2 separate regions of the Homo sapiens genome follow, and region 2 is linked to region 1. Evidence: read pairs that join two places in POLR2A ChIA-PET (ENCODE). Cell type or tissue: GM12878. All regions are shown on one strand.

Region 1 (8,000 bases):
AAGCAGACTGCAGTGATTAGCATGAAGGAGGTTATCAGGGAGTAGAGTATTCTTAGGCTCCATCCCTGAGGAAGACAGATGGGGAAGAAAGAAAAGATGAGCTGGGTGGAGCCTCAGCAAAGCCTTCTGCCAACCCCATGGGCAGCTCTGTGGCTGGGATGGCCCCTGCAGAATCACTTGAGTTTGGGCCAGGAAGCGTTGCGACTGGTAGTTGGATAGAGGCTACCCCAGGAAGGCTAAATGGCCTTGAGCAAGACTGATCTCTTCAGCTAAGGCAATTCCTGAAGGGGATTGGCAGCTGAGAGGTTTCTACCACTCCCAGCAGCTGAGAAAATATATCCTTCACTCCTGCAGTGGGACCTGGGCAGTGCATCTGGCAACCACCACAAGGAGCTAACTGAAGTTTAAGTCTGTTGCTCTAGGATGTTAAAGAATTGCTGTTAGGAAGAAAATTGTTATTTTTTGTTTAGAACAGCCTCTTTGGTTATGAAAAGGGAGGCCCCTCTAAACTTACATAAATGAAAAAGAACACAAAGAAAGCGCCAAATTGCCCCACATAACAGAAGCAGGGCTGTGGGACTGGCCCCTGGAAGCTTTGGAGGTTGTAAGGGCCCTGAAGACTCAAAGAAGAGGAGGAGAAAAGCCCCAGCAACAAGCAGCAGGTGACAGCTGGGGGCATGGATTGCCTGTGAAAGGCTCCCACGTGAGGCTGGCCATGAGTCATCAAATATTTAAATATAGGTTGTTCGCTATTCTAATATTCTGTTTGGTTGGTGATCCCCCTCTGAAAACTTCAGTAAATGTCTGCCACACAGCACGTCTTTGTTAGTGAAGCTTTGGAGAACTATAGTAAAAGCTAGTCCCTGCCCACAGAGAAGCAGGGAAGCAAGCTGGATAGTTGAAAAATTCAAAAGGCAGGAAATTATGAACCTCCCTGAGAACCTTGGAAATACTGGAAAGGGCACTGAATCTTGTACTGCATGTGGGATGGGGAGCTATTCAATGTATTTGGCTACTAAAGGAAAGGATTATACTCAGAAAACTGGAGGGCTTTGGAATATCCAGTTTATACTTTCGCAAAAGAAAATATGATCATCTTTGCTTGGGAAACTCAAGAAAGTGCTTCAGAGAGGAAAAAGACACTGAGCTGGGAATTGGAGGAGGGGTAGGAGATATATAGGTGTACAGAGATAGAGCAGGTGGAATAAAAATGCATCCCGGCCCAAGGGAATAGCATGTAAGGCCTAAGGAATAATAGAAACTGTGCCAAAAACTCCAGTGAATCTGGAGTATGGAACTTCAAAAAAAGAAAAGAGAGATGACTCAGGGCTTTATATGCCATGCTGCAGAGCTTGGCTTTCATTGTAGAAGCTCCTGCTTGTCAACGAGTTCACATCTACCCACTGCAGTAAATGTGGTAGGCCAGGACTTAAAGAAAAAAATGCAAATAAATGAGGCTCATCTTTTTGAAACATAAATTTTACATAAAGATTAGAAGAGAAGGACTTTTTTTTAAGATTAAAACAACATGGCAGTATTCTGCAGTAGAATACAAAATTTCCACAGTTTTTTAAATAAAAAATAAGGTTTCAAATAGATTTCCTGATTGATTTGGTCAGTTCTTGCCATATTCTCTGCCCTCTCATATGAAAATAACTTTGATGAAACTCTTTTTTTTCCTTCTTTTTTTTTTTTTTTTACAGGAGTCAGGAGAGGTGCGGGGGGGTGGGAATTTCTTATGAAACTCTTACGTAGGGTGCTGAGAAGTGTTAAGCAGAAGAGTAAAATTATCATCAATTATATTTAGCTTTGTGTTGTTTCTATTTCATGTGTTTCAATTTTATGTCCTCCCTTCCCCAAATTTTGTTGTAGTTTACAACATGGCAAGGGGATAGAGAGAAAGAGACTATGACAAGAACAAGATGGAAACGGTGCACACATGCCGCAGGCTGGCTGTGCAGGATGGACCTCGTGGGACATCTATCCCTTGGTGATATTTTCATTGGATTTGTCATTGGTTTGCTTAGTCCCTAACTTTGCCACCTGATTATCTGGGTTTGTTTTTTTTTTTAATAACAGCTTTATTGAGATAGGGGGCTTAATACCTAGGTGATGGGTTACAGGTGCAGCAGACCACCATGGCACACGTTTACCTATGTAACAAACCTGCACATCCTGCACATGTATCCCACAACTTAAAATTAACTATATTAAATTACATTTTTAAAAAAATGAAGTCCTGATACATGCTACATCATGGATGGATCTTGAAAAACATGCTCAATGAAAGAAGCCAGCCATGAAAGGCCCTATACTGTATGATGTCATTTGTATGTAGGTCCAGAATAGGCAAATCTACGATCTGAGTTTTATCAGGCTGCCAGTTCATCCATGATTGAGCAAATCCCAGAGAACTGAGTCACACTCATTAAACCAGAAGATTTTTTTCACAAAACTATTGACAACATGTATTAGTCTGCTTGATGAGTTGTCATAATAAAATACCATAGACTGGGTGGCTTAAACAATAGAAATTTTTATTTTCTCACAGCTCTGGAGGCTGGAAGTCCAAGATCAACGTTTCAGCAGGGTTGGGTTCTATGAGGACTGTCTTGCTGGCTTGCAGGTGGCCACCTTCTCATTGTGTTCCCACATGGCCTTTCTTTGCTGCCTGCACTTGGAGAGGGAGAGCTCTCTCTTCCTCCTCCTAAGAAACCACTCACAAGGGCCCCACCCTCATGACCTAATCTAACCCTAATTATTTCCCAAAGTCCTCTCTCCAAATACCATCACACCGGGGGTTAAGGCTTCAACAGGGTGGGGGACACAATGTACAGTCTATAACGCAATATATCCAACATCAAAAAGGAATGTATTCTCCTAGCAGAAGAAAGATGAATAACACATTTTCTACCTGAATTGCCTATGTTTAAAAATTCTAATCTGTGTAATATTTTGGAGAAGACTTGCCATTGCCATTTGGTTCAAATTCAAATGGACTCTGGATGGGATCAACTGCAACCTTGCAATGGGGGGTGATTAATGGAAGTAAGGGACGGGTAGACAGCAACCACTTATTCAGAGAAAGGTTTGGAAAAGCATCAGGATTCCTCCTCCTTCTTCTGCAGTTCTAGCTCAGAAATCCCTACAAAGGCTTTGTTGCTGGCTCTGGACGTCGATCTATGTCTACCTACAAACACAAGTGGACCAGGCTAGTTCAGAGCTTCAGACACCTGGGACACGGGGATGACCTTTAGCCACAGGGTTGAAAGCACTGTGGGCATTATAAATTGGGGCATTGAATTTGAAAGAGAATAAAAGAGCCTATACAATCTTTCAATCCATTCATATGTCCTTACATCCTGAAATATTCTCCTTATGGAAATTTAAAGAATCAGAATATGTTCTAAGGAAGGCATGGGAGGGGTCACTAATTTTGGCAGATCCTGACACACTGTGGTTCCCCTGTCCTTGAGAAGAGAAATTTGCATTCACACTTCTGTGTGGTGACCACAATCACAGCCAAGGGAACTAGATGGTCTGTGACAAACATCCCTCAGGCTGCTGCATTTGGGGAGATGACATATGCTTCACTAAGAGGCTGACCTCTCTAGGTGTACTAAAGGCAAGGAGGCCTCAGCCAGATAAACACTAGCACTACCCACTTTTTTTGGCCTTCTTTTTCTAAACAGCATAGAGACTAATCCCTCCTCTTATAAAACTACTTCAGGGAAAGTAAAACAAATTAGAGCACATATTCTTTCATATTAACTGCATTTTAAAGTCTGCAGTGAGATTTGGGGAATTCCATAGCCCAGTGAACCATAAGGATGCCATTTTCTGCCCTTTCCTTCAAATTCTGGAATGTCTGGCTCCTTATGGAGTGACTAGAGTTTGTGAACACAGTGAAAGCCAAGCTTTTGACGAATGTTGTTTTACAAAATAGGTGAAAGTACACAAAACATAATAGTTTATCAATAATTAAATACCTGATGATGAATTGATACTTGACTGGTGATATGACAAATGGAATTCGTCTTTTAGATAAAAGAAGCTCATAATAAAATCCTTCAATAATTAAAGCCCCTTGGCTAAGGCCCAAGACCCTCCTGACACTGAGCAGAGCAAACAGCTTTTACTGAGGTCCCAGAATGCTTACTCTGAGATATCTTTGTCCTTCTAAACAATTAGCAGCTCTGTGGAAGGGCAATGGAATAACTGTCTGGGTGCCCCTTGACATTGAGAGATCTAAAGGAATTTCTTTTTCTTTCCTCTAAAATCTACTGTGATCAAAGAAGACTTAAGGGTGTCAAGAAGAAAAACAAGCTAACGCAATTTGTATTGAATTTTGAAAAATCTTTCCCTGTAGCCATGGGTAACTGGATAAGAAAACACTAAACAAGTCCCTTTGGGGATATTACATGATGGTATTCAATTTTGTATCTTGCCTCCTGTATTGCGGATTTCTTCAAGATACGAACAGGCTCTGAGAGACAGACTTATATAAATAGAAGCATTACTCAGTGATGACATTACCATTGGCTATAAGGCAAAATTACTTCTAAATAGATCATGACATTAAAAAAAAGATTTCTGGTTTCAGTGCTAGAAGAAAGCAGCCTAAGCATTTTAAAGGCTGCTCATAAAGCTCCAAAAAGTCACATATGAAATTATTTCAGATACAGAAGGAAATTGTAATGACGAACACATTCAATTTACCTTTGACAGAACCACCAAATTCCTCCCTACACTCCCCACCCTCAATCCCCTACCCAGACATCAGGGCAACATAAGGAATCATATTAGAAAGGGTAGTTTTGATTTATTGCTACAAGAGATGTGGAAGAGAAACTTTACGTGATTAGTTAAAAATTTCCCCCACTGGGAGCAAGGCTCCAATGTAACTCTAAAATCAGAACTCCCTCTGTTAGCAGGCTATGTACTTAATTAAGGTCTGAACTGTCAATGTTCAATATGCTAATTATGTGCTTAAGAACACTGATTATAATTTTTAATCTAGCACTCTGCTGGATATGGTACCTTCTGGATATATAATTACATAACCAAGGAATCTTAAAATACTCTCAGGTTGCCTTTTCCCAGTCAAGTCATATCATTCATGTAGTTAACATAATTTTTGGCTGTATAACCACAAAAACATACTGGGATTCTTCCTCCATCTATGCCAGAAATTTTCAGACACGTCCCTAATTCTTCATCTGAAATAGTCATCTTTTTTTCTTTCATCTAAGGAATTCTTCTTTACCATAGGCAGAATAATGTCCCCAGACACCTCAGTGCTGTAAAACGAGTTCCTCCCCTAGTGTGGATAGAAGGGAGGAAGACTGGCTCAGAGAGACCAGAGTGTCTTATCTCCAGTCTAGACTATGACTCCTGGAAATTCCAGGATGCCAGTATTCACAGTCCCTGGGATTTAAAAACAAGCATAAATGTACAAATGATACTCAACAGGTTCTGCATTTCCTCCCTGGAAATGTATATTTCAGACAAGTCAAGATTCTTTTATTCATATTAACCATTTCATGTCACGTCTTTTATGGGGGGCCATCAATATTGCTTTTCTCTGGAACATACCCCAACTCAGATCCATGGTATTGTACGTCTAGAAAGACGGGCAGAGTGTGGAGTAAACTGAAGTCATCATGATCTCTGTAACACCCTGAGGCTTCTATTCCCCCATGGACATTCCATGAAGGGAAGAAACATTCTTCTAACTCAAAAAACCACCAAAGGAGAGCCGGGAGGACGTCATACCTCGGCTGGTGGGTGCAGCGGGAGCCACACGACTCACCTCAGGCCTCTTCCCTGATGGACATGATGGTAGCCAATCTCCAGGACAGTCCCAGTTGAAGCTCCAGAGGGAAAGGGGATCAATCAGCCACCAGCTGCCTCCCTGGCCACAATAGCAAAAGGGAGCAAGGACTCAAATGGACCTGTAAAAGGAAAATAGATCTCACAACCCTAAAATCACCAAGCCAAAGGGAAAAGTTAAGCTGAGAACTGCTAGTCAGGCAAAGCCTGCCTCCCATTTTATTCCTAAATAAGAAAGCCACAAAGATTTAAAAAGCTACACACCTCCCTCATATTTGTCTACAAGGAAATTCCTTGTGGGCCTCGAGATCTTTAGCCTAAAACGGTTCTGTTGAATTTCACCTTGGCAATGTAAATTGATAGCTTATCTTCACAGGTGCCAAAGGACAGATAGAGCTCAAAGTCTTCCCTCTGCTCACCTGAGACAGATGTAATTTGGATTCTTTCCTCTGCCCTACTGTTTCTGTAAAAATGCAGATTCACTAAGCCAGACTAAGGCATAAGTGACTATTCCTCTACCTCCCTCTCACGTGTAAATTGTGTATTCAGTGAGAGGCTAATCAGAGAATGCAACTGTTTGTCTCTTAACTATCTATGACCTGAAAGCCCCCACACCCCCACCCTTCAAATTGTCCCGTCTTTCCAGACCATACCAATGTACATCTTACACATATTGACTGATGTCTCTTGTCTCCATAAAATGTATAAAACCAAGCTGTGCCCCAACTACCTTGGGCACATGTTGTCAAGAGTTCCTGAGGCTGTGTCATGGGCCTGTCCTTAACTTTGGTAAAATAAACTTTCTAAATGGACTGATACCTGTCTCAGATACTTTTGGGTTCACAGACCCACTGTGACCCTCTTTGAAACTCGGAGAAACTCTTCCCTTGCACAGGGAAGCTGTGCAAGGCGGCTCCTTGTGAGCAGATGAGGGAAAGGAGCCCTTTGGATGTGCCCTGGGCTGAAGGTGGCTGCATTTTTCCTTAGACTGCTGAAGCCTGGAACACTTGGGTTTCACAAGTAATGGCAAAACAGTATAAAGGGGGCTGTTGTTGGGATAGGGCTCAAACAACTAGAAAACAAAAGAGAAACAGGAGGTGATGAGGACAAGGGTTTGGGAGAGTCAGGTAAGGCTTAAGAGGAGATCAGCCTTAAGTGGGGGCAAGAAAGAGAAGCAGGAGTAGCTCATCAGGCTGACTAGGGGGAAGTTGCAAAGGCCCAGAGCAACAAAACCACAGAGTGAGTTTGGAGATTGGAAGGTGGGTCCATGTAGCTGCTGAGGTGGCGGCTGAAGAGAGGAGAGGGCATCTGGAGGGAGCCCTCAAACCCATTCCACAGGCCCTGACTTTTCTCTAAGTCACAGGAAGTCACCATCAGGTTTAAGTGGCAACTCCGTCTCCTGAGATTTGAGTTTAGGAAAGATTGCAAGAGCAGCATGGTGAAGGAAAGACTGAGGAGAACAAGGCTAGAGATGGGGTCTGCTCAACTGTCCAGGGAAGAGAGGAAAGAGGTCTTTGCTAAGGCAGTGACAAGGGGATGGAGAGGAGTGGACTACAAAAAAAAGAAAAACTTCCTCTAAGCAAGAGGAATCAAAACATTTTACCTTAAAAAGAGATTTGATGGTTTCCAAACTCATATCCAGCTCAATTAATCTTCACACAAACCCACCAAGTCAAGTAAAGTCAATAGTGCTTTACTTCTAGAAGAAGGAATGGGTTCCAGGTGGTTGATCAGAGGTACGAAGCTCCCCCCAAGAAAGACTACACACCCCAGCCTGCACTTTCCCACTGTACCACCACGCCTGACACTGATGAGCTTCTGTTTTGCAAAGCTGATAACTATACTCAGAAAAAGTACATGTGATTTGAGAGAAATCCCACTGGCAAAGCGACTAAGTCAAGGAAGAGGAATTCTCAAGGAAAGAATAGTTCTTTCTGTTGGCCAGAAAAATAGTACTGCTCTGAGAGCCATTTTTAGAACAGTTAAATAACTTTTAAAATTACATGAAAGATCCAATCTTATCTGAGGGTTTTTTATTGTTTTGAAATATTTTATTATTTTGTATTTTCTTTTCTGTATTTTAATAGGGCCTATTTTTACCCAGAGATATGATTTAGAGAATTATGTTACTTGGGAGAAGTAAGATATTTTATGTATCTCAGAGATAC
Region 2 (8,000 bases), 150 kb before region 1:
AAAATTTCAGCTAACGAGGAGTGCATGATGCAAGCCATCTATACTAGAAATGGAGGGAAGGGGTAGCTTCAACCGTGTCAAATACCCAGAGAACATTCTAATGTGTTTAGATCAGTCTGGGGAATCATTTATAAATCATTCTGGTTTTAAACATTTTGAATCTTTCTTAGATATGTATTTTTAAAAGTCTTTCCTCTACCATTTTTCTGTGTCAAAGTCTATGGAAATAACCACTAAGATAAAGAATCATAAAAACTCACTAGCTTATGTTTTCATGTGTTTTATGTATAAGGATATGTTTTAGGTTCTACATAAAGCATATTAAGGTATGCCCAGAAAATAAAATCATGTCCCCCACATTTTGTTGAGAAACAATGATGGTTAGGTTACAGCCAAATTTTTTTGCTCATTACAAGGTCTGAAATACAGCTTTTGATTTCCTTTGTCTGAGTAGAATGTATAACCTTTCTAAATTTATTTTTATTTTCCAACATATTATTTGCCTTGATACTGATGTATGTGGTATACTTATAAAGATAAATCTTTCTTCTTTCCTTTCCTAATTTGTTCAAACCTTTGATGAGAAGAACCAATATTGTAAAGAATGCTGATGGCTTCATAAATATTTTTATCATTGAATTTCAAAAAAGCACATACAATAGTTACATAACTCTTACTCCCATTCATGTGTCATCTTTGGAGTCTATGGTTAATAATAATAACACTAAAAACAATGGATTTAGATTGAGTAGGTACCTGTACATGGGTAAATTCATTGATTCGTTAAATATTTACTACTACCTCAAAGAGAGTAAACAGCCTGGTGGGAGAGACAGGCACAGTGACATGCTGAAGCTGGCTTAAGCTGGGTCTCATTGGCTCCCAAGAGCCAATTCTCTGCATCTCTTCTCAATTCCACTTCATTGACATCAAGTTAGTAGCTTGAAATCAGCCATGGTGAGAGTGAGAGTATTTACACCACAGAAATTGGCAAACACTATAAATTTGGGCTTTTTGTTAGACATTCACCAGGCACCACTGCAATACATAGATGTGGCTAACAATGTGATGTGTTAAGAAACAAGAGAGATAATAAAAGCACCAAGAAGGGGTGCTGAACACAGTTAGAAGGATCAAAAAACCTTCCCTTTTGGGGCTAACCTCCAATATCACCTCCTCTGAGAGGCCTTTCAATACAACCTTCCTGAAAAAATCCTGCTCCCAGGCATGCTGTCATACTACACTGTGCATTTCTTTCAGAAAATCTGCCACAGTTGGTGATTATCTTACTTATTTTTACTTATCTGTCTCCCTTACTGGGATGTAAACTCTTCAATGCAGGTTCTTATCTGCCTTGTCTCCCTGGCTACTAAAAGGCACTCAAAGTATTTTTTTAAAGTTAGTGGTGGAGTAGCAGTAGGGTCTCAAAGGATGAGCAGAATTTGGCTAGGCAAAGAACTAAAGGTAGAACATTCTGAGCAGACAGAAATACAAAGAGTGGTGGCCAGAGAAAGATAGTGTGTGCATAAAACTTACAGTCCAAATTAAGGAGTGGCCTCTACACTGGATCATGTGAGCCACAGGGACTCATGAAGGCCACTGTTCAAACTCCTATTTACCCAGAGATGAGCAAGAGCATGGCTAACTCCAAATTGGCACAGATGTGGTTTTAGGTCAGGAAAGAAGAAAACTAATGAAACATCTCTCTCCTATCTGATTGGTAAATTGAAGTTCTTTTTCCTCAGTAGAAGGGATTTATCCCTAAAAAGCATTGCTGAATCTCCCCAATTCAGAGTGTTCAAAGTGTGAAGCATTTGATAGCATTTAAATTGAAACAAATAAACAAGGCAATGAGGATATGTTGGTTTCCCCCATGTGCATTATTGAAGTCCTTCTGCAAATAATTGTGGTCTCTTGACAATGCTGCATGTATTAGATCATCTGAGAAATGTATTAAAGGGGTTTTCTGTTCAGTGAGGGAGCAGGGTGTTCAGTACCTAAGGAGATAAGCTAATTTGACTACAGGTATTGAGTCTGCATAAAGCATTGAGCCAGTGCCCTCTCCCACTTCTCCAACATGCCACAATCTATTAGATGAGGCGATAGGATCTTCAATGGGATGAAGAAAGGATAAAATGATGGAATGACTAATTCTGCTGGGTGAAATTCAGCAAGGTTTCAGGGGAAGGTAATGTTTGGTTTGGCCTTAGGAGATGAGTAGAACTTGAGCAGGCAAAGTCTCAGTGGAGGGGGCACTTCAACAGGAAGAACATGCTGATCCAAACCACAGAGGCCAGAAGTCAGGGTGTAGATATATTTGAAGGCTCATGGAACTGCCACACATAGATTAACTTACACAACTCTGAGCAGAACAACTGCCAATGTGCTTTTGCAAAACAACATTCTAATTTTACTTCGGTTTTCATAATGGCAAAGTGATTCATTAGTTCCTATTACACATTGCAATTTCAAAATGATAAAACACTGAGAGTCCTTTCTTAATTATGAAAGTTCAAAAAAGGGAACTTAAGCCAAATCTGCTGTTTCCACTCAGCAAATGTGTGGCCACAAGAGGTGCTTGACCCGCCTGCACACAACTCCTATTAAGTCTTGTCCATACAAGCTTAATAATAAGATAATATCTTTGCTTTGTATACACAGTGGAGCCTCATATGCATACCATAATTGACTATGCAGGGTTAGAGAGGCCCCAAGTCAAGTTATGTCACAGCCACGGCATAATCAACTATATTCATTAAAAGCACAATCAGGCCAGGCTCACACCTGTAATCCCCGCACTCTGGGAGGCCAAAGCAAGTGGATCACCTGAGGCCAGCCTGGCCAACTTGGTGAAACCCTATCTCTACTAAAAATACAAAAATTTATGGGGCATGATGGTACTTTTTTGTAATCCCAGCTACTCGAGAGGCTGAGGCATGAGAATTGCTTGAACCCAGGAAGTGGCGGTTGCAGTAAGCTGAGATTGCGCCCCTACGCTCCAACCTGGGTGACAGAGTGAGGCTCCATCTCGATAAATAAATAAAAACAAACAAACAAACAAACAAATAAATAAATAAATAAATAAAAGCACAATTCAGGTAAAACTCACTTGAAGACAACTTAAAATGTGAAAATAACTGATTTCCAAAATGGACATACAAAGGTGATTGTTTTATACTTATTTCACCATTGGTTTCACTTAAATAGTGAGTTTTAAAATGACAATTTATCAAAAGCTATTTTCATCAGAAATATATTTTGTGTGTAAAGAAAAGCACCCCAAGGGCTGCTTGGTGACCAAGAACAGAGACTGATTCTGGCTGGCTTAAGTTAAAACAGAAATTCTTGTATGAATATTATCAGAGAAAGATAGTGTGTGCGTAAAACATAAAGTCCAAATTAAGGAATGGCCTCTAGACCACTAAATAAAAGATAAAGCTGGAAATAGAGCTCAAAAAAATCTGTGCCTCCCCAACCCAGAAAAAGAGGGCAGCTCTTGGAATCCAGATAGAACTGATAGGAAGTGCCTCTTTGATCATTTTTCTGATCTTTTTCACTCAGCTCAAGCTTCAAATTCCCAGGATAAAATGACCAATCTGGAATTATCCAGAGACAATCACACCCCTTCAATTACAGTCCCACGGAAGCTACACAGGTTCGTGGAGAATGGTTTCCTCAAAGGAAATTGGTGCTTTTATCAAAGAGGGTAGAATGGGTTGGGCATAGTGGCTCATGCCAGTAATCCCAGCAATTTGGGAGGCCAAGGTGAAAGTATACCTTGAGGACAGGAATTCCAGACCAGCCTGGGCAACATAACAATATCCTGTCTCTAGAAAAAAAAAAAAAATAGCTGAGCGTGGTGACACAAGCCCATAGTCTTAGCTACTCGGGAGGCTGAGACAAAAGGATCACTTGAGCCCTGGGCAACAGAGCAAGACCCTGTCTAAAAAAGAAAAAAAAAAAAAGAGAGTAAGAAGGTGGAATGAATACCAAGTAGCCAGAAGATGAGGAATAGCCATTCTAACCCCTAACCTGAGGGTGTTCTGCCTGTGATTAGTCCTGACTCACTATACCAGTGTGATACAGTTGAGAATTTTGTCTTTCTCCTTATCCAGCCTTTCCCTGACCCTTTTTGTTCTGAAGAGGTCAGTAGCAACTTCTAGAATCTGTTTGTGGAGGGAATTTTAAAATACATACCTGTTGGTTAGTCGGTGTTTCCATGTGATACTTTTTACATACTCAACAATTTACTTATCCCTCCATATATAGCAATATGAGTGTTATCTAACCACTAGGAATTTTTCTCCATGAAGTCTATAGTCACATGCTAGTGAGATAATTTAAATATGTCCACAGAATACAGAATATTTTTCAAATAAGTTTTTAAAAGCTTAAAAGGAAAAAGACTAATTAAAAAAAGGCTTTAGGTCTTTCGTACCAAACATTCTATTAAGCAGATATTTTTTGTGTAAGTTACTTAATTACACAGTTGAGCACTGTGTAAACACATCTCAACTCTCTATATCAACTTATGTAGCTGTTAAATAAAAAACCTATAGTATGTACAATATGTTGCATTTTTCCATAGGAAAAAAATGAGTTCTGTCAACATGTCCAGCCAAGCTAAAGTAGAATGACTTCAGCTACAAATATCTAGAAATGCTGAGTAAAACAGGATAAAAAAGAATTTGTTTTTAAATGCCCAGCTAAGCTCATGAGAAATAATGAAGAATTCCAAGAATACGGAAATGACCAGGTTCCAGAAAGGCAGAGGATGTCCAAATGGATGCAGCAGTGGCCTTGGGGTGGGAAAAGCAGAGGGGCTCAGATGATGCTGGGAAATAGGCCCTCCCATCTACACTAGGACAAGATACAAGAGTGGGCCATGCAAAGAGGACAGTGGCGGCTGAGACCTCTAGATCAAGCTAGAGTCCTACAGCGCTACAACCTCAGTATAAAGGAACTGGACAAAGTCCACCTACCCACCAGGGAAACAGCAAAGAGGCTTGCCTCAGCCCTAAGAGCAGGGTGGGAAAGGAAAGTTTCCCACGAGAAAATGAAGCCCCATGGCCATGCCAATCCTAGGCTTGGAAGCTGAATTTGCACTTTCCTTGTGATATGGGATTTCCCCAGTTTGAGACTGACATAGATGTTGCTCCTGAGCTGGTTGCCCAGGGCTCCTTGAAGAAGAAAATCCAAAACATCTCTAGAAGGATATTCCACAGGAATTACCACAGGGATTACCACAGAGGAAAAAAATTTGCTAAAGATCGGGTTATAATTTTTTTTTAATTATATAGTATATGAGGTAAAGATCCAACATGAGTGAGGATCCAAAGCTCTCTCAGAATCCAAAGGTCTCTGCCATAGAAAAGCAGATATCATTTCCAAATTATTTTATTTATTTTATTTTTATTATATTTTTAGAGATGGAGTCTCACTCTGCCACCCAGGGCTGGAAGTACAGTGGTGTGACCATAGCCCACTTCAGCCTTGACTTCCTGAGCCCAAGAGATCGTCCCACCTCATCTCCCAAGTAGCTGAGAGTACAGGTACATGCCACCATGTCCAGTTTCAAATAATTTTATATTATCTGGAAGCTAGTATGAAAGAAATATTAAAATGACTAAAGAGATTAAAGAAGGAATAAAATTCATAATGAAAGAATAAGACATTATGACAAAAGAACACACACAATTTTTAAAAGAACCAAATGGAAATCTGCAAATAAAAGATAAAACCTGAAAAATTAATGGATTGGTTAAATAACAGACTGGACTCTGATGAAGAGAAAATTAGCTAACTGGAAGAAAAATCCTGGCATATTACTTTGAATGTAGCATGGAGAGACTTTTTTAAATGTAAAAAAACATAAAAGGTGGAAAGTAAGCAAGATGAAAGATGGTGTGCATAGGAGCCAAGAGAAAACTTCCCTTTAGAAGTTTTACTGAAAAATCAACTAGAAAAAGGCATATTATTTATTTTATTTTATTTATTTATTTGCCTGCTAGACAAATTCTAAAAGAGCTTTAACATTGCCAAAAGGCAGGTTAATAGGAGAAAGGCATACAAGTGTATTAGCATGTACAGGAGACATACAGAGATCTGAAAAGCAAGATGCTTGATGCTTTTATACCATCTTGAAGTTACAGAAATAACAGGGGCTCAGAGAATGGCCCAAAACACGTTTTGATGGTAAATCAGGTTATGATGGCAAGACCAGGTTATGGGAGGAATAGAGAGGAAGCCTGGCTAGTAAAGGTGGTCTCCTTATGTAGAGGAAACCTCACAGGTGGCAGCCCTCAGAGAGAATAGGTAGTAAGTGTTTCTTTAGGCCCTTAACGGTGTCAAACTCTCAGTTAATTTTTCCTAAATTGGACAAGGGAGAGCCTCAGAGAAAGCCTGGCTTTGTCAATGCAGATTTTCTTTACAGAAGCAAATCTCCCTACAAAAGACAGCTTTTCAGCTATTCTTATATTTCCAGGTCTTCTGCACAGCCATCTTGAAATATGTAAAAGAAGTATATTTGGCGGGTGAAATATTTTAGTTTCCTTCAAGTGAAAGGTCCAAGATACATCTATTTAATAGGATTTCTAGAAAGGTTTATAGAGAAAATAAAGAAAATTCAAAGAGTTGATGTCTGGAATTAACACAAATCCTCACATCGAAGAGGGTGTGCAAAGAGGCCAGAAAGGGAAAAATAGAAATAAATCTGCACTTAAATACGTCAAAGCAAAACTGTGTAGCATCAAAAAGAGAGTATCTTAAGATCAGTGGAAAATAAAAAGTGGAATAATTGGACTTACAGCAGACTTCTCAAAAGCAACAACAGAGGCCAGAGGAAAATGAAATCATGTCTTCAAGTATAATTTCAACCTAGAATCCTTTATCAAGCTAAGTTGTCATTCAAGAATGAAAGCAAAGTAAAAATAGATATTGAAATCAACAAAGAATAAGAAATACCAAACACAGGCCCTCATAAGATAAAAGGAAATTAAATTGAAGAAAGAATAGCAACAAAAGGACTATTAAACAAAAAAGGTGGTAAATATGTTCGGGCATGGTGGTGTGCGCCTATAGTCCCAGCTACTTTGGAAGCTGAGGCAGAAGGACTACTTTAGCCCAGAAGTTCAAGGCTGCAGTGAGCTATGATTGAGTTACTGCACTCCAGCTCTCCAGCCTGGGCAATTGAGTGAGACCTCACTTGAAAAAAAAAGTGTAAATAAAAATAAACATTGAATGTAAAAACTTCTAATATTTCATTTGAAGAGTTTAAAAATAAGGTACAGCTGAAATGTCAGTGTGAAAAATATGACTGCTTACAGTCAAGATGTACTAAGGTCTTTTTCTTGTTCAGAAGGATTCACTTTACACTGTGTAAGTCAAGTATGTGTGTCAAAAGTGTACAGGTAATCACTAAAAAAAAAATAGACTGCAAAAGAATGTAAAACTTCTAAATCAGTACTAAAAACATAAAAATTTGATCAATTCAAAGAAAGGAGAGAAAAGGAAATAAAAACATAAGATATATATATATATATACACAAGCCCTTGAACTTCTGGGTTAAAGTAGTCCTTCTGCCTCAGCTTCCAAAGTAGCTGGGACTATAGGCGCACACCACCATGCCCGAACATATTTACCAGCTTTTTTGTTTAATAGTCCTTTTGTTGCCATTCTTTCTTCAGTTTAATTTCCTTTTATCTTATGAGGGCCTGTGTTTGGTATTTCTTATTCTTTGTTTATATATATATACACATATATATATTTCCATAGGTTATTGGGGAACAGGTAGTGTTTGGTTACATGAGTAAGTTATTTAGTGGTGATTTGTGAGATTTTGGTGCACCCATCACCTGAGCAGTGTACACGGTACCCTATTTGTAGTATTTTATCCCTCACCCCCTTCCCACCCTTGCCCCCTGAGTCCCCAAAGTCCTTGTGTCATTCTTATGCCTTTGCATCCTCATAGCTTAATTCCCACTTATGAGTGAGAACATAC

What was found. ChIA-PET counts read pairs that join two places held together with the same protein. Peaks named below come from ENCODE experiments on the same cell type or tissue, not always from the same donor. Only the 100,000 strongest peaks of a DNase experiment are listed, where the experiment ranks them.
Region 2: POLR2A ChIA-PET joins it to region 1 with 6 read pairs; 2 of 35 experiments call an interaction of 5 or more read pairs at or near these places.

What each region holds. Positions count from the first base shown.
Region 1 is chr2:215,880,467-215,888,466 of GRCh38, forward strand. No RefSeq gene overlaps it. Among named protein-coding and RNA genes, the nearest start is that of LINC00607, 41 kb to the left of the region's middle. RefSeq lists an enhancer at 534-603. In GM12878, no CTCF peak of the experiment used is centred here; DNase peaks (open chromatin) are centred at 750 and 3,535.
Region 2 is chr2:215,726,378-215,734,377 of GRCh38, forward strand. The region is part of intron 5 of LINC00607 (long intergenic non-protein coding RNA 607); the gene reads right to left. It also overlaps the pseudogene LOC124906139. Among named protein-coding and RNA genes, the nearest start is that of LINC01614, 12 kb to the left of the region's middle. In GM12878, no CTCF peak of the experiment used is centred here; DNase peaks (open chromatin) are centred at 1,934 and 2,444.